Linked DNA regions of Homo sapiens: region 2 is linked to region 1. Evidence: chromatin loops called from intact Hi-C (ENCODE). Cell type or tissue: testis. All regions are shown on one strand. Each heading gives the region's core, and the rest is flanking DNA. Links, peaks and the distances in the headings are about the cores only. Region 1 holds the start of HLA-DQB2 (major histocompatibility complex, class II, DQ beta 2). Region 2 holds the start of HLA-DQB1 (major histocompatibility complex, class II, DQ beta 1).

Region 1 (9,653 bases), core at 1,654-9,653:
AAATTAACAAAAATAAAGAATGCATTTGACAAGCTCATCAGCAAATGTGGTACAGCCCTGGGAAGAATCAGTGAGTTTGAAATAGATCAATAAAAATTACCCAGAGTGAAACACAAAGAGAGAAAGAGAGTAAAAGTACATTAAAAAAATAAGCCTGGCACAATGTTTCACATCTGTAATCTCAGCACTTTGGGAGGCTGAGGTGGGAGGAATGCTTGAACCTAAAGAGCAGCCTGGGCAACATAAGGAGACCTTGTCTACAAAGAGAGAAAAATTAAGTGGGCAAGCATGGTGCTGGTATTCCCAGCTACTCAAGAGGCTAAGACGGGAGGACTGCCTGAGTTGGGGGCGAGGGTGGGGGATGAAGTGAGCTGTGATCGCACCACTGCATTCCAGCCTGGGCAACAGAGTGACACCCTGTCTCAAAACAAACAAACAAACAAACAAACAAACAAACAAAGGTGATGTAACCATTCAATACAGCACTGCAGCTCTTGGATGCTCTGTTTTGTTTTTCCCCTGCTCTTCTTTTCTCTTTGTATTTCACATTGGGTAATTTTTATTAGGTATCTTATTGAATTAGTTTGTTAAAAGATAAACACATTATTTCGGTTGGCTTTGCTTTTTTAACATTATATTTTGAAATAATTGTAGATTCAAAGGGAGTTACCAAGATAGAACAAAAAGATTCTGTATAGCCTTCATCCAGTTTTCCCCAATTGTAACATCTTACATAACTAAAGTGCAATATCAAAACCAGGAAATTATCCTGACATATATAGTCAAACGATTTTCAACAGGAGTGCCAGGGCCATTAAATGCGGAAAGGACAGCCTTTTCAACAATGGTGCTGGGAAAACTGGAAGTCCACATACAAAAGAATGAAACTGGACTCTTACCCTACATTATAGACAAAATGAACTCAAAATGAATCAAAGACCTAAATGTGAAAACTAAAACCATAAAACTCTTAGAAAAAAAATAGGGAAAATCTTCATGATATTTGATTAGGCAATGATTTCTTGGATATAACACCGAGGGCATAGGCAAGAAATGAAAAAAATATATATAAATTGGACTCCATCAAAATTTACAACTTCTAATTGAGGCATGGAAAACTAAATACCATATGTTTTGATTTGTAAGTAGGAGCTAAGTGGGTACTAAGCTATGGGTACTCAAAGGCATACAGAATGGTATAAAGGACAATGGAGAGTAAGAAATTGGGGAGGATGGGAAGGAGGGTGAAGGATAAAAAACTACATATTGAGTACAATGCACACTACTCAGGTAACAGGTTCACTAAAATTCCAGGCTTCACCACTATACAATTCATCCATATAACAAAAAACCACTTGTAACCTAAAAGCTATTGAATTAAAATTATATTAAAAATTAAAAAAAATTATTATTGAGCATCTACTATGTGTTCAAAACTATTTTAGATGCTATATATTTGCCACTTCATTTAATCCTTGGCATTACTCTATGGAATAGATAATATTCTCATTTTGCAGTTAAAGAAACTCATACTCAGAGAGATTAACTTGGATTTATGAGCAATGTTGACATTATAAAGTAGAGGCAGGAAGACCAGTTAGGATGCTTTTGCAGAAATTAACTTGAGTGGAATTGTCGGTCTGTGAGAATAGAAAATGAATCTTTTGGGAAGATTCTACAATGTTATTGTTTTTGCATAAGTGACTTTTTCCTCTACTCCCTCTTTTCACATGTAAAATGTAGATTTACTGAGGCTAATCAGACTCACAAGAATGTAACCACTTGTGTCATTGCCTACCTTCCCTCCTTTTTTTTTTTTTTTCCTCTCTCTTTCCCTTCCTGCTTACTCTTTCTTTTTAAACATTGAAGTTCTCAAAACCCTCTTTGGAATAAGCATTGATCACAGATGCTCCTGTGATTCGTGTTTTTCCCAGGTGCATCCTGAACCTTGGCAAAATAAACCTCTAATTGATTGAGACCTGCCTCAGTCACTTTTCGGCTTACACCAGGATTTCTTTCTTTTTAAAGCCTGAATAGAATTCCATTGTGTATACATACATTATCTTTACCCATTCATCTGCTGAATGACACAGGTTGATTTCATACCTTGACTATTGTGCATAATGCTGCAATGAACATGGGAGTGTGGATATATTTTCAACCTACTGATTTAAAATCCTTTGTCTGTATCCTGGAAGTGGGATTGCTACATCATATGGCAGTTCTATTTTAACTTTTTGAAGAACCTTCATAATGTTTTCCCTAGTGGCCATACTAATTTACATTCCCACCAACAGTGTGCAAATGTTCCCTTATCTCCACGTCCTTGTTAACACTTGTTATTTTTTGTCTTTTTGATAATAGTCATCCTGAAAAGCATGGATTGATATGTCATTGAGGTTTAAATTGAATATCTTAAGTTTTCCTATTTGAGGATATGAGTAGTCTCCCCAAAATATTACTGCTAATGTTGCTTTTTTGCATGAACCATGACCTTGAGCTGAGCTGGACACTTGAATTCTTGAGTACTTGGACATGAGCTTAAATAGGACTGAAATATTTTTTACATACCTGAATATTAGTTCTTCTCTCTACTGGTAAGAACTTGTAGAAGAAGACATTATAAAGATCTCATAGAGAGATATTTAAGGTTTGTCTGGGAATGAAGGCACATGATGACTACAAATCTAGAAGCTGGGGAAGAGTTGTCTCTGGAAATATCCCAGGCATTACTAGGGAACCAGAAGTAGAGACGAACAGATATGTTGCAAAGAGTGACATGTGTAGGTTAGCTCTGGGTGATGAAATCGTCAGTGGTCCAGCTGAGGTGATGCATGGATGAGATTGACTGGAAGAAGAAACCTGTAGAAACAGATCAGGAAACAAAGCTCCGTTGTACACACGTCCATAGCAGGCAGCCTGGGTTTTCGTCCCAGTCTTCTTCTGTTTTCAAGGGCCATTTCCATACTGCATGAGAAGCCATGAGACTGGTGGGCTCTGGACTCCTGTGCCAGAGATCACTCACCTTCCCCATTTCCCCCAAGTGTCCCAAATGCCTTGTATCATCTGATTTTCTATCTTCCTGCTAAAGCTTTTCCCATACTCCTAGTCCTTCACCCTGCGGTATCCTCCAAGTCCTTACCTGACTTCCACTATGGAGTCTCCCCATGGTTACTTGCTTGAAGGAGGCACTGTTTGAGCACAGCCTCTGAATGCTACAGACTCTCTCTTCAGACTTTCTAAATTGTCATTTTAAAGAGATAACTGTTTAAAGAGAAAAGGCCTACCTTATATGTGTCATGAAAAATTCATGTAACCGGTTACCTAAAAGTTGATATAAGAGAAATATGTAAGTAGCTTCACAAGGTTTTGAAAAATTTGGAGATAATTACTTGATAAATTTTTATTAAAGGAAAATGATATTCTGGGGCCGTATTTCTAATTATGTTACCACTGGCATTAAGGAGGCCACAGAACCTTTCTGACTCTACAGTGTTTCTTGATTCTGGAAGTAATTGCAGGACAGAGTCCTGGATAACCCTTCTGGTGACAGGATGACTCCTGTGTTTACATTCAACTGCACTGACCAGGCACAGATTCTAAGAGATGCTGACCAGGGAAGATGATTTCTCCCTTGATTCCACAAAGAAGGAGTCCACAACCTTTTTCTGCCCTGAAAGAAGAGACAATGTGCCCTGGGGAGAGTCTCCCTAGTGTAACCTTGACCCATAATAACAGCAGTGTCTTTATCCCATCTTCCCACATGGGGTGCGTGTGGTCTCATCCTAAGCGCTCTGTCCCCACAGAGGCCGGGTGGGTGATTTGGGCGAGGCATTCAGAATCAGGATGCTTGTCTGAGTTGCCTTCCTCTGGCCAGGCCAATAGTGGCTGCCCTGAGTAATGGAGCAGGGATAGGAACATTGCAAAGAACTGTAGAGAAGGCTGGATCAGGGGGACACAACTGGCAGAAGCCCCAAACCAAAGCCTTTTAGATTAGGTGTTTTTTTTTTGTTTTGTTTTGTTTTGAGACAGAGTTTTGCTCTTGTCCCCCAGGCTGGAGTGCAATGGAGTGCAGTGGTGCGAACTCAGCTCACTGCAACCTCTGCCTCCTGGGTTCAAGCGATTCGCCTGCCTCAGCCTACTGAGTAATTGAGATTACAGGCATGCACCACCACACTTGGCTAATTTTTTTTATTTTTGGTAGAGACGGGTTTCACCATGTTGGCCAGGCTGGTCTCAAATTCCTGACCTCAAGTGATCTGCCTGCCTTGGCCTCCCGAAGCGCTAGAAAATTACAGGGGTGAGCCACTGCACCTGGCCTCAGATGAGGTTTTAGCCAGTCAGAAAATGGCTCTAAGCTGACACTTTCGTTGCTAGTTGAAAAGTCTGTGTGGCCAGGTGTGGTGGCTCACACCTATAATCCCAGTGCTTTGGGAGGCCGAGGTGGGAGGATTGCTTGAGGCCAGGACATTGAAACCAACCTGGGCAACATAGCAAAATCCTATTTCTATAAAAAATTTTTAAAAAATTAGACAGAATGGCGGTGTGTGCCTGTACTCCCAGCTACTTGGGAGGCTCAGACAGGAGGATCACTTGAGCCTAAGAGGTTGAGGCTGCAGTGTGCCATGATCATGCCAGTGTACTCCAGCCTAGGTGATAGAGCCAGACCCTGTCCCTAAAAAAGAAAAGAAAAGAAAAAAGGAAAATAAAAAAAAAGGAAAAGAAAAGAAAAAAGTCTGTTTGAAGAGGCCCATGAGACTGGGGAGTCCCTAGGTTTGACGTAGACTTTGCCTCACAGCCCCAGAATAAACCTGAGGGAAGCTTCTCCCTTTGAACAGGAAGAAGGGGTGGGCCAGAGGCCTCTATTCTGAGGGACGCTGAGGTGGGGACTGAGAGGACATTGAGGGCATCTTCAGGTCCCTCTCTGCCTATTCTTTCTTGCCCCCAGTTCCGTTCTAGGTCTGAGTTTGATGTTCCTCCTTTATGCTTCCATCGCACCAGTGGAGACCCTCCTTAGACTGGGGGTTACCCTGATCCTGAGTACACCACTGCTGCTAGAAGCCCAGTAACAACGTTCCCAGTCTCAGGTGATCTAAATCTATGCACAGAATAATACAGAATATTAGAGTGGCTCAATGCTTTCATGTGCCACTATTGCAAACCTCTTGCTACCGTCTCTTCCCTGTTTCTTTTTACCTGGTAAACATATTCTGCTTTTAGATGCTCTCTATCTTCTACTTTACTAATATACAGGGAAGAGTGGGAGGAAGGGAGACAAGAAGAGAGGTGGAGATATTTATTGTCTTGGTTAGGATTACCAGTAATGTTTGTCAGGCATTGTTTTAATTGCTTTATAACCATTAGTACTATCCCTAGCCATGGGCAACGTAAGCCTGATAAGTAAGAAATTTATTTATAAAAACACATTGGTACCTCTGCCATTTTGGATTTGATGTTTAGGGCTGGCCCAATATGACCTGTAACTCTAAACATTTGCTCCATCATTAATACGATTCAGCCCCCAGGAAATTCTTCTTCACAGCTTTTGCTCTCTATCTTCAAAACTAAATGTGACTGTGTCTGAATACTGTAAAATTTGTGTATTGTGCCTTTGCTCATATCAGATGCACCTGTTTCATGGTTCAGGGAGGATTTAAGCAGCTGAAGAACTTACAAGAGAAAAGTCAACAAATACTTTCACTCGAAGAGCATGAATGCAATACCTTCTTGCATAATAAAGAATCACTTGCCAGTAGGGCTGGGTGTCAACTTTTTTTTTTCTTGTTCCTCCTATTAGCCTGATAGTTACACATAACAGTGGAGGAGGCTTTTGTAATATTAAACTAGTCATATTAATGTTAAATTTTTATATGTGAAGATCTAGATGTAAAATGCATAAAACATGATCCACATTTTGCAAAGAGAAGCCTGGGGGTGAAAAGGAGTTCAGTAATTTGTTGACTCTCATAAAGCACATTAGTGGTAGAACTGCAACTCACCATCATTTCCTTCTAAGAACTTTGCTCTTCTCACCAAAACTTAAGGCTCTTCAGAGTGTCTAATAGAAGTGAACATTTCTGTGACAATTTTCTGTTCCCTGAAATATGATCCTCACTTAATTTGCCCTACTAAAAATCCCAAGTGTAAGAACAATAGGTTGTAAGATGTCTACTCTTGAATCACATTTGTCTTTTGCTTCTTAAAACCCCTAAGCCATTCAATCTTCAGCTATTCAGAAATCTTCACCTCAAATGTTCATCTAGTGCAATTTGAAGAAGAAACAGTGCCAGGCATTGGAGTGAGAATCTTCACAGAAAAACGTCTGCCCAGAGGCAGATGAGGTCCTTCAGCTCCAGTGCTGATTGGTTCCTTTCCTAGGGACTCCCCAATCCTACCACACATGGAAACATCCAGAGGTTTTTATTCTTTCCGGCAGGTACATAAGATCCATTAGGTTTGAGCTGTGTTGACTACCACTGCTTTTTCCTTGGTCTCACTTACGTCTTGGAAGATGGCTCTGCAGATCCCTGGAGGCTTTTGGGCAGCAGCTGTGACCGTGATGCTGGTGATGCTGAGCACCCCAGTGGCTGAGGCCAGAGACTTTCCCAGTAAGTGCAGGGCAGCTGCTCTCGAGAGCCACCACTGTGGGAACAGGCTCTCCTTGGGTTGGAGTATGGGGGATGGTGATCTCCATGATCTCAGAACACAGTCTTTTATCACCATTTATTCTTTTTGGGAAATAGAGCTATGTTGCATTTTTATTTCCACCTTATAATGGGTGAGGTGAGGATAATCCAACCCCAATCCCACAGGTTTAAGCCTGAAGGAGGAGAGAGGAAAGAGGAGACAAAGTGTGCATTCACTACCTGTGACAGGACAAAATGACCATGGCACTCCACGGTTATGCATTTCCCCAAAGATATGCATTTCCCCAAAGACACAGTAGGATTTTTCTGCACTGGGAAAATGTAAGGCAGCAATGGTGTCTGTAGTCTCTGTATTGGAGGTAAAGGAGTCTATACTACTGACTCGAGTGGAGAGTTTGTGGAGGCAAACTCTTAGTACTGAGGGAAGGTGACTGGATGACCACAGACAGGGAGTCTTACTTTGGGTTTCACTGATTTATGGGCAAAAGGTGACTTGAGTGGGATTCAGGGACCTGAGTTGATGGTGGACTGAATTTAGTATGATAGGAAGGAGGAAGTAAAGAAGGGAAATAATACATATTGAGAAACCACTCCATTCAGACACAGGACAGTACTTTCTATAAATCCTCTCTCACTCCTCCTAACATCCTATGTGTAGGTATCATGATTTTCCTTTTATGTAATTATACTTGTGATATGGATATTCTGTTAAGTAACCTGCCCAAGCTGGTGATTGACTCAGTTTAATTGGACCCTATAGAATTCAAAAGCTTGGGCTCTTTCCATGAATAAATGTTTCCTTCTAGGACTCCGGAGGTGTAGGTCCTTTCTAACACAGAAGTGAGTGAACCTCACAGGGCACTTGGGCGGGTATAGCAGAAAGAGAGTAAATCCAGGCATGGGTTTACTTGGTCTCTTGCCCAGGGACCAAGAGAATACTTACATCAGGATGAGAACAAGCTTAATTCCTGAACCTTTCTCGTTATTCCCTTGAACTCTCAAATTTATGTGGATAACTCTGTCTCCGAGATTCCCAAGAGCTCCATGGAAAATGGGATTTCATACGAGAACGCCCTGATCTAAGAGCAGAGGTCAATGTTGAATCGGTCCGACTGCCCTCTTCACTTGGTTCACAGGCTCAGGCAGGGACTGGGCTTTCCCTCTTACCTCCCTAAAGGAAGGCAGATTCCCGAGGCCCTCAGAGAGGGCGGGCAGGGCTGGGGCAGAGATGCCTCGAGGATCCCAGGTCCGGAGCACGAGGCACGGGCCCAGCCAAGAACTCAATTTCGCGTGGACGGGTTTCGCAGCTGCTGGCCGGGTCAGGGCAGCGGCTGAAGGGTGCGGTCCGGCTGGGGGCTGGGGCTAGGGCCGTGCTGGGGCCTGACTGACCCGCCGTGATTCTCCGCAGAGGATTTCTTGGTCCAGTTTAAGGGCATGTGCTACTTCACCAACGGGACAGAGCGCGTGCGCGGTGTGGCCAGATACATCTATAACCGCGAGGAGTACGGGCGCTTCGACAGCGACGTTGGGGAGTTCCAGGCGGTGACCGAGCTGGGGCGGAGCATCGAGGACTGGAACAACTATAAGGACTTCTTGGAGCAGGAGCGGGCCGCGGTGGACAAGGTGTGCAGACACAACTACGAGGCGGAGCTGCGCACGACCTTGCAGCGGCAAGGTGAGCGTCGTCGTCCTTCCGCGGGGCTCACCCTTGGCCGGGGCCCGAGTCTCTTGCGCACAGAGGGGCGAGGACGGCGCGGCCTCAAGGACCGAGCCCTGATCCATCCCAGGGTACAGGAAGGTGGCGGGGATTTGGAGGCTGGGGTAGTATCGGAGGGGCGGGGATCTAGGGCAGAGCAGGGGGATGCACAAAAGCATCCCTTAGTTCCCTGCAGGGTTGGGTTAGGCTGCCCAGTGTGTCCCCAGCCTCCCCGTCCATCGGCCTTGTCCTCTGCTCTGCATGTTCTTGCCTTGTGCCTTATGCGTTTGCCTCCTCGTGCCTTACCTTCGCTAAGCAGTTCTTTCTGCCCGAATGCCCGCCCTCTTCCCCTGCCCGTCCGCCCCACTAGCACTGCCCCACCCAGCAAGGCCCACTTGCACAGCTCGCGCCGCAGGAAGCTTCAGGCTTGGCCTGGTGGAGTTAGGGCTGCTCCACAACTGCGCGCAGGGCATCCAGCAATTACAGTTGTGAAATAAGATATTTTAACTTTTGGCTTCAAATTATTATTCATCGTAATTCTGTTTTCTTAAACGGCTCTCATTCATGGCGGAGCTCTTTGAGGTGAGAGTGTTTTAATCATTGCATGCCTAGTACCTGACTCGTGGACCGGCATGTGGTATGAGCTCAATGATCTTCTGTTAAATTAATGAATAAATGTACTCAGCTGCCCATCCACTTAGGCTCAAGGGAAAGCAGAGGATAAATAGAGCCTTAAAGATGGACTTTATCAATTATTTTCTATTATTTTGCTTAATGCTGTAAACTCTTATTGACTTGGATCTTAGTAAGGTTTGTGAATGCAGTCTGGGGAAAAAGGTGTTTGCTGAAAATAAAAACAACGCTTGAATGGTGTTATAAGGCAGTTTTAATTTCTTAGAAAAGCTGAACAAATGGCACAATGAAAAGAGCAGAAGCTTTGGAATACATAGATTGAAGCCACTAAATTATTGAATAAAAATAGTTTCAGGTTGCTTTTGGAGTAGATTTTCTCCCTCCCCCCATCACTATCCACTTCAGGCATAAACATTCTGAACGTCAATTTTACCCACTTAGTGAGCACTTATTTCTAGACAATTGCCTTAGCAAACACCATCTAAGTTATGTCATTTAATAGCACAGTTACCTGTGCATTAGAGATTAGCATTGCCACTTTATATATCGTAATATTGGTACATGATAAACACTTTAAGTAATCAACCCACAGTTATGCACCAGGACCTGAAGCCTCCCCCAAATACACAGCATTCTTTTATGTTCTTCAATACTCGTCTACACAGCCTAAGGGAAGT
Region 2 (8,000 bases), core at 1-8,000, 100 kb after region 1:
ATTTGGTTCCTCCTTTATGCGTCCATCACAGCAGTGGAGACCCTCCTTAGACTGGGTTTACCCTGATCCTGAGTACACCACTGCTGCTGGACGCCCAGTGGCAACTTTCCCAGTCTCAGGTGCTCTAGAATTATGCACTGAATAATACAGAATATTGGAGTGGCTCAACGCTTTCATGTGCCACTATTGCAAACGTCTTGCTGTTGCCTCTTCCCTGCTTCTTTTTATCTGATAAACTTATATTCTGATTTTAGATTGTATTCTCTACTTTAAAAGCAGAACCTAACATTTTGGGAAAAGAAAGAGAGAAAGGGAGAGAAGAAGAGAAGTGGAGATATTTATTGTCTTGGTTGAGGTCAGAAGTAATGTTTGCCAGGCGTTGTTCTAATTGCTTTATAACCATTAGTATTGCCCCTAGTCACTGTCAAGAGGAGCCTGATAAGTTATGTTTATTTATAAAAACACATTGATGTAGATATGTCCATGAGGAACTGTTAAAAAAATAGAATTGAAAAAAAAACACATTGATACCTCTGCCATTTGGGATTTAATGTTTAGGGCTGGCACAGTACACTCTGTGACTCTAAACACTTTCTCCATCATTAGTACTATTCAGGACCCAGGAAATGCTTCTCCACAGGTTTTGTGCTCTCTCTTCAAAACGAAACATGACTGCATCCGAATACTGTAAAATTCTGTGTATTGTGCCTTTGCTGATATCAGATGCATCATTTCATGGTTCAGGGAGGATTTAAACAGCTGAAGAACTTAAAAAAGAAATGTCAACTTAATTAACTTTTCAAATACTTTCACTAGAAGAGCATAAATACAATATGTTCTTGCATAATGAAGAATCATTTACCAGCAGGGGTGGGTATCAATTTTTTTTTTTTGGCTTGTTTTCTTGTTCCACATATTAACCTGATAGTTACACATAACAGTTGAGGAGACTTTTGTAATATTAAACAAGACAAATTAATCTTAAATTTGTACATGTGAAGATCTAGATGTAAAATGCATGAAACATGACCCACATTTTATAAAGAGAAGCCTGGGGCAAAAATAAATTCAGTAATTTGTTGACTCTTCTAAAGCACATTAGTGGTGGAACTGCAACTTACCATTATTTCCTTCTAAGAACTTTGCTCTTCTCCCCAGGACTTAAGGCTCTTCAGCGTGTCTAAGACAACAGCAGTAAAAATTTCTGTGACAGCAATTTTCTCTCCCCTGAAATATGATCCCCACCTAATTTGCTTTATTAAAAATCCCAAGTATAATAACAACTGGTTTTTAACAATATTACAGAGATGTTTACTGTTGAATCGCATTTTTTTCTTTTGCCTCTCAAAATCCCCGAGGCATTCGTTCTTCAGCTCTTCTATAATCGAGAGGAAATTTTCACCTCAGATGTTCATCCAGTACAATTTGAAGACGTCACAGTGCCAGGCACTGGATTGAGAACCTTCACAAAAAAAATGTCTGCCCAGAGACAGATGAGGTCCTTCAGCTCCAGTGCTGATTGGTTCTTTTCCGAGGGACCATCCAATCCTGCCACTCACGGAAACATCCACAGGTTTTTATTCTTTCTGCCAGGTACATCAGATCCATCAGGTCCGAGCTGTGTTGACTACCACTGCTTTTCCCTTCGTCTCAGTTATGTCTTGGAAGAAGGCTTTGCGGATCCCCGGAGACCTTCGGGTAGCAACTGTCACCTTGATGCTGGCGATGCTGAGCTCCCTACTGGCTGAGGGCAGAGACTCTCCCGGTAAGTGCAGGGCAGCTGCTCTCCAGAGCCGCCACTCTGGGAACAGGCTCTCCTTGGGCTGGGGTATGGGGGATGGTGATCTCTATGATCTTGGACACAATCTTTCATCAACATTTCCTCTCTCTTGGGAAAGAAAGCTATGTTGCATTCCCATTTATCTTTTAGTGATGAGATGAGGACAATCCAATCCCCATCCTACAGGCTTAAGCCTGGAAGAGGAGGAGAGAGGAGAGAAAGAGGAGATAAAGTGTACATTTACTACCAGCGATAGGACAAAGTGAGCATGGGGTTATTTTTGAAGATATGAATTTCTCCAAAGACACAGCAGGATTTGTCATTTAGGCGTGCCCCAAGACTGCCTGGACTTAGGATTATGAGATCCTGCATTGGAAAATGTGAGGCAGCAATGGTGTCTGTAGTCTCTGTATTTGAGGAAAATTTGTCTCTATTCCTGACCGAGTGGAGCATTTGTGGAGGCAAAATCTTGGTGCTGAGGGAAGCTGACTGGCTGACCACAGAGAGGGAGTCTTCGGGTTTCACTGATTTATGGGCAAATGGTGACTTGAGTGGGATTCAGAGACCCGAGTTAATGGTGGACTGAATTTAGTAGGAAGGAGGATGTAAAGAAGGGAAATAACACATATTGTGAAACCACTCACTTCAGACAGAACAATACTTTATATAACTTCTCTCTCACTCCTTCTAACATCCTGTGTGTAGATATCATGATTTTCTTTTACACAATTATACTTGTGATATGGATATTCTGTTACATAACCTGCCCAAACTGGTGACTGCCACAGTTTAATTGGAATCTAGTTTATCAAATTCAAAAGCTTGTGCTCTTTCCATGAATAAATGTCTCTATCTAGGACTCAGAGGTGTAGGTCCTTTCCAACATAGAAGGGAGTGAACCTCAACGGGACTTGGGAGGGTAAATCTAGGCATGGGAAGGAAGGTATTTTACCCAGGGACCAAGAGAATACGCGTGTCAGAACGAGGCCAGGCTTAATTCCTGGACCTATCTCGTCATTCCGTTGAACTCTCAGATTTATGTGGATAACTTTATCTCTGAGGTATCCAGGAGCTTCATGAAAAATGGGATTTCATGCGAGAACGCCCTGATCCCTCTAAGTGCAGAGGTGCATGTAAAATCAGCCCGACTGCCTCTTCGCTGGGTTCACAGGCTCAGGCAGGGACAGGGCTTTCCTCCCTTTCCTGGATGTAGGAAGGCAGATTCCAGAAGCCCGCAAAGAAGGCGGGCAGAGCTGGGCAGAGCCGCCGGGAGGATCCCAGGTCTGGAGCGCCAGGCACGGGCGGGCGGGAACTGGAGGTCGCGCGGGCGGTTCCACAGCTCCAGGCCGGGTCAGGGCGGCGGCTGCGGGGGCGGCCGGGCTGGGGCCTGACTGACCGGCCGGTGATTCCCCGCAGAGGATTTCGTGTTCCAGTTTAAGGGCATGTGCTACTTCACCAACGGGACGGAGCGCGTGCGTCTTGTGACCAGATACATCTATAACCGAGAGGAGTACGCGCGCTTCGACAGCGACGTGGGGGTGTACCGCGCGGTGACGCCGCAGGGGCGGCCTGATGCCGAGTACTGGAACAGCCAGAAGGAAGTCCTGGAGGGGACCCGGGCGGAGTTGGACACGGTGTGCAGACACAACTACGAGGTGGCGTTCCGCGGGATCTTGCAGAGGAGAGGTGAGCGTCGTCGCCCCTCCGTGAGGCCCACCCTTGGCCGAGACCCCGAGTTTCTGTGCCGGGAGGGGCGATGGGGGCGAGGTCTCTGAAATCTGAGCCCAGTTCATTCCACCCCAGGGGAAAGGAGGCGGCGGCGGGGTGGTGGGGGCAGGTGCATCGGAGGGGCGGGGACCTAGGGCAGAGCAGGGGGACAAGCAGAGTTGGCCAGGCTGCCTAGTGTCCCCCCCAGCCTCCCCGTCCGTCGGCCTCGTCCTCCGCTCTGCACGTTTCTCGCCTCGTGCCTTATGTGTTTGCCTCCTCGTACCTTACCTTCGCTAAGCAGTTCTCTCTGCCCCCAGTGCCCACCCTCTTCCCCTGCCCGCCGGCCTCGCTAGCACTGCCCCACCCAGCAAGGCCCACGTGCGCAGCTTGCGCCGCAGGAAGCTTCAGGCTTGGCCTGGTGGAGTTAGGGCTGCCCCACAGCTGCGCGCAGGGCATCCAGCAATTACAGTTGCGAAATAAGATATTTTGACTTTTTGGCTTCAAATCATTATTCATCGTAATTCTGTTTTCTTAAATGGCTACCACTAATGGCGGAGATCTTTGAGGCGAGAGACTGTTTAATTATTGCATGCCTGGTACCTGACACATTGACTGGTATGTGGTGTGAGCTCAATGATCTTCTGTTAAATTCATGAATAAATGTACTCAGCTGCCAATCCAGTTAGGTTCAAGAAAAAAACAGAGGCTTACAAATGAACTTTATCAATTATTTTCTAACATTTTGCTTAATGCTTTCAAGTAAACTCTTACTGACTTGGATCTTAATAGAATTTGTGAATACAAAGTCTGAGGAAAATGTGTTTGCTAAAAATAAAAACAATGCTTGAATGATGTTGTAAGGCAGAGTTTTAATTTCTTAGAAAAGCTGAACAAATAGCACTATGCAAAGATCAGAAGTTTGGGAATAAATAGGTTGAAGCTATTAAATTATTGGATAAAAATAGTTTCAGGTTGCTTTTGGCCTAGGTTATCCCCTCCCCCCCATCACTATCCACTTCAGGAATAAACATTCTGAAAGTCAATTTTACCCATTCAGGAAGCACTTATTTCTAGACAGTTGCCTTATCAAATACCATCTATGTTATGTCATTTAATCTCACAGCTACCTGTGCATTAGAGATTAGCATCACCACTTTATATATCCTAATATTGGTACATGATAAACACTTTAAGTAATCAGCCCACAATTACTCACCAAGATCTTAAGCCTCCCAAAGTACACAACATTCTTATGTTCCTCACTACACATATGTAGAGTCTAAGGGATGTAAGGCCTTGTTAAAGCCAGTTTTGACCAGAAGCAGCAATGAGTCTATTCCTGTTTGTTCTGTGTGTTAATGCGGCATTGAAAATTCATGATTAATCAATCCCTAGTCTGACCCCGGTGTTATCTATGCAGGTTCACAAAACTTTTAGTTTGCTTTACACTCCCTTGCCTTCTTTTGACTCACATCCTAATGCCAGCAAGTACTTATATTTTTGCTATTTCAGTTTTATTTCCATAAAATTTATTTTATCATCTTTTCTCATAAATTTGTGCCCTCTATTTTTACTCCCAGTCTGTTGAAGATGAACAAATCTTATAAGGCCACATAGCTGACTCTGATTTCAGTTGGCCTCCAGGAAGGAGAACCTAAAGAAAAGTTCAAGTCCAAGCAGAAACCATGATTCCTTCCGGATGATGGCTCAAGAGTGCCATTTAATTGGGGTGCCACCTGCTGACCTCAGCAAATCCCAGTTATATGTATATGTTCACATTACAGGCTCATTAGCCCAGGCCGACCTCTGCACGGATCTCAGAATATTTTCTGTGGAGAACATACACGATAATGTCTGATTTCAGAACAAGAAAGTAATTGTCAATAGCAAGGAAATGGAGTAGGGTAGACAGCTAGTAATTAAACTCACTTGTGCGTTAAAAAGAAATTAAGGAAAAAAAGAAAATGAGAGAACATATTACTAAATAAAGAAAGCACACATTAAATATTTGCTATAGTTTCACACTAAGAGAATAAAGGAAATGTGATAAAGTGGCCTAAAAGGAAAGGATGAGATGTGTAAAAGAGGCGGGGAAAGATGTGTCATTTTTTTTACTATGAGCAGCAATCTGAGAAGATAAAGGAATTGAGTTGTGGACAAACATGATGTTTGATCAAGGGTTATTTGTTTTGAAGGCCTGCCTACTTTTTTTTCAAATATTACAAACTTTTGAAATAACATTCTACTTTTTTTTCAAATATTACAAACTTTTGAAATAACATTCTTTTTGTTTTTTGCTGTCTGTTACTAGATTGCACATTCTATAAATGCAGGGACCATAGTATGTTATTTATCTTTGAATTCTCAGTGATTGTCAAATTTATATTTGTTGAATGAACCTTAATCCAAGACTTCGACTCCAGGTATCTTTCCACTCTGGTCCAAGGAGGGATCCTTCCTCATGGTAGACGTGGTGTGTGTTCTCACATCTCACTCCTATGTCTTTTCCTGTCTGTTACTGCCCTCAGTGGAGCCCACAGTGACCATCTCCCCATCCAGGACAGAGGCCCTCAACCACCACAACCTGCTGGTCTGCTCGGTGACAGATTTCTATCCAGGCCAGATCAAAGTCCGGTGGTTTCGGAATGATCAGGAGGAGACAGCCGGCGTTGTGTCCACCCCCCTTATTAGGAATGGTGACTGGACTTTCCAGATCCTGGTGATGCTGGAAATGACTCCCCAGCGTGGAGATGTCTACACCTGCCACGTGGAGCACCCCAGCCTCCAGAGCCCCATCACCGTGGAGTGGCGTAAGGGGATATTGAGTTTCTGTTACTATGGGCCCACAAGACAAAGAGCTCCTTCTGACCCATTCCTTCCCATCTCTTATCCCTGATGTCACTACTGAGCTGGGAATCACAGGAGACTAGAGCACCTCTTGCTCCATGGCAAGTGCATCAGAAGAATCCTGGTCTCATCACCTTTCCAGATGCTAGGGAAATTACTCTACATACTGTTGCTCTGAATCCCAGTCCTGATAGCTCTGAGGGACTGATTCTTAGGGCTGGTGACTGGGATCTTAGGGTCTAAGGTTATGGATGAGTTCTTGAAGAGCAGAGATTTGCTTCCCCACTCTCTCACCTATTCACTGTATCCAAGGACCTATTGGCTGGTCTTTCCCCTCCTTAGGGGTGGTCTGAATGGAGAACTAGGTTCCTTTGATGCCTTCACCTTCTGCACCTCAGACTGGACTTCAACTCCTCAGCAGGGATGCTATGGGGTGTGGGGACAAACACAGACACTCAGTTCTGCTCTTTAGGGGCTCAGTCTGAATCTGCCCAGAGCAAGATGCTGAGTGGCGTTGGAGGCTTCGTGCTGGGGCTGATCTTCCTTGGGCTGGGCCTTATCATCCGTCAAAGGAGTCAGAAAGGTGAGGAACCCCAGGGGAAAAGGGGAAGATGGGCTGTGACCCAGACCCTCTGTTCAGAGTGGTCCTGTCTGTAGATTAGCTCTTTCCTCCTGACCCTGAGAAGAAGTGCGAGGAGACAGGACAAGATGGGAGGAGGCATTGGAATCTGATTTTACTGGTTGAAAGGTAGCGCTGTCACAGAGCTGACTGATAGAGCTTATTCCAGGGCATCCTTACCATTCATCATTGTCTCACTGGCTCCTTTCCAAAAGCTTCCTCCATTAAGAGGGTCAGAGCCTCAGCTTCCTTTCTTTCTAGTGACAATTTCCTTTGTTTTAGGGGATTTTAAATTAGGGTGCTGAAGGCCTGGAAGAACATGGGTGGGAAGAGAATGTAACTCTAAGTCATGTGTGTCATTTTCCTTTGGGGTGAGAGAGTGGCTGTTTGTGTAATGAGACCTTTCTCTGCATAACTTCCTTTTGTAAGACCTCAAGGGCCTCCACCAGCAGGTAATATTTCAGCCATGATCCAGTGTGGGGAGGCACAGGTATAAGAGGGAAGAGCATGAGCTGAGTGTACCTGACCACAGTGGTCCATGTTCATGGCCTATTTGCTGCTATGAGGATCAAGACTTAGGGGAGAAGTTTGCCAGTTTCTAGGAATCTCCAGACATTGTTCCCCAGAACCAAGCCTTAACTTTGGTGGCATCTTCTTGTGAAATGTGGAGCCAGAACCACAGCTTAAATGTTAGACACTAGGATGATGCCCACTTTGTGCCACATGATGGTGGCTACTGCCTGTAAGCATTTTCCAGTGACTGAAAGAGGCTGCTAGTGGTCGGGAAGAGATATCATCCAATTTCCTAAAAAGACTGAACCCTTCATATTCCCCAGAAGAATAACAGCTGTTCCCCACCTCCCACACATCTGCATCAAGCTGAAGTTCTGTGTCCTCATGAGCTGATTTCACCTTTGCACAGATCTTGGGGGAGGTGATGACAATACACCCTGGACCTCAACTTTCTCTGTCTGAAGCTGCAGGGGGCCCCTGAAGGGTGGGGGAGATGGCAGGCCCACCAGGATACCCTGTGCTGATCAATGCTCT

Evidence for each region. A loop is a pair of places that touch in the nucleus more often than their neighbours do. Peaks named below come from ENCODE experiments on the same cell type or tissue, not always from the same donor. Only the 100,000 strongest peaks of a DNase experiment are listed, where the experiment ranks them.
Region 2: it touches region 1 in a loop (2.7-fold over the local background); 29 of 110 quality-filtered maps call a loop at or near these places.

Annotation. Positions count from the first base shown.
Region 1 is chr6:32,760,329-32,769,981 of GRCh38, reverse strand. HLA-DQB2 (major histocompatibility complex, class II, DQ beta 2) reads left to right here and starts at 6,450. Exons shown (of 6, transcript NM_001300790.2): 1 at 6,450-6,608; 2 at 8,056-8,322. The coding sequence starts at 6,512. In testis, for the core only: no CTCF peak of the experiment used is centred there; no DNase peak of the experiment used is centred there; H3K4me3 peaks cover 1,114 bases.
Region 2 is chr6:32,660,264-32,668,263 of GRCh38, reverse strand. It overlaps HLA-DQB1 (major histocompatibility complex, class II, DQ beta 1), which reads left to right and starts at 1,607. Exons shown (of 5, transcript NM_002123.5): 1 at 1,607-1,765; 2 at 3,197-3,466; 3 at 6,016-6,297; 4 at 6,807-6,917. The coding sequence starts at 1,657. It overlaps HLA-DQB1-AS1 (HLA-DQB1 antisense RNA 1), which reads right to left. Exons shown (of 2, transcript NR_133907.1): 2 at 7,535-7,909. RefSeq lists an enhancer at 3,317-3,844. In testis, for the core only: no CTCF peak of the experiment used is centred there; no DNase peak of the experiment used is centred there.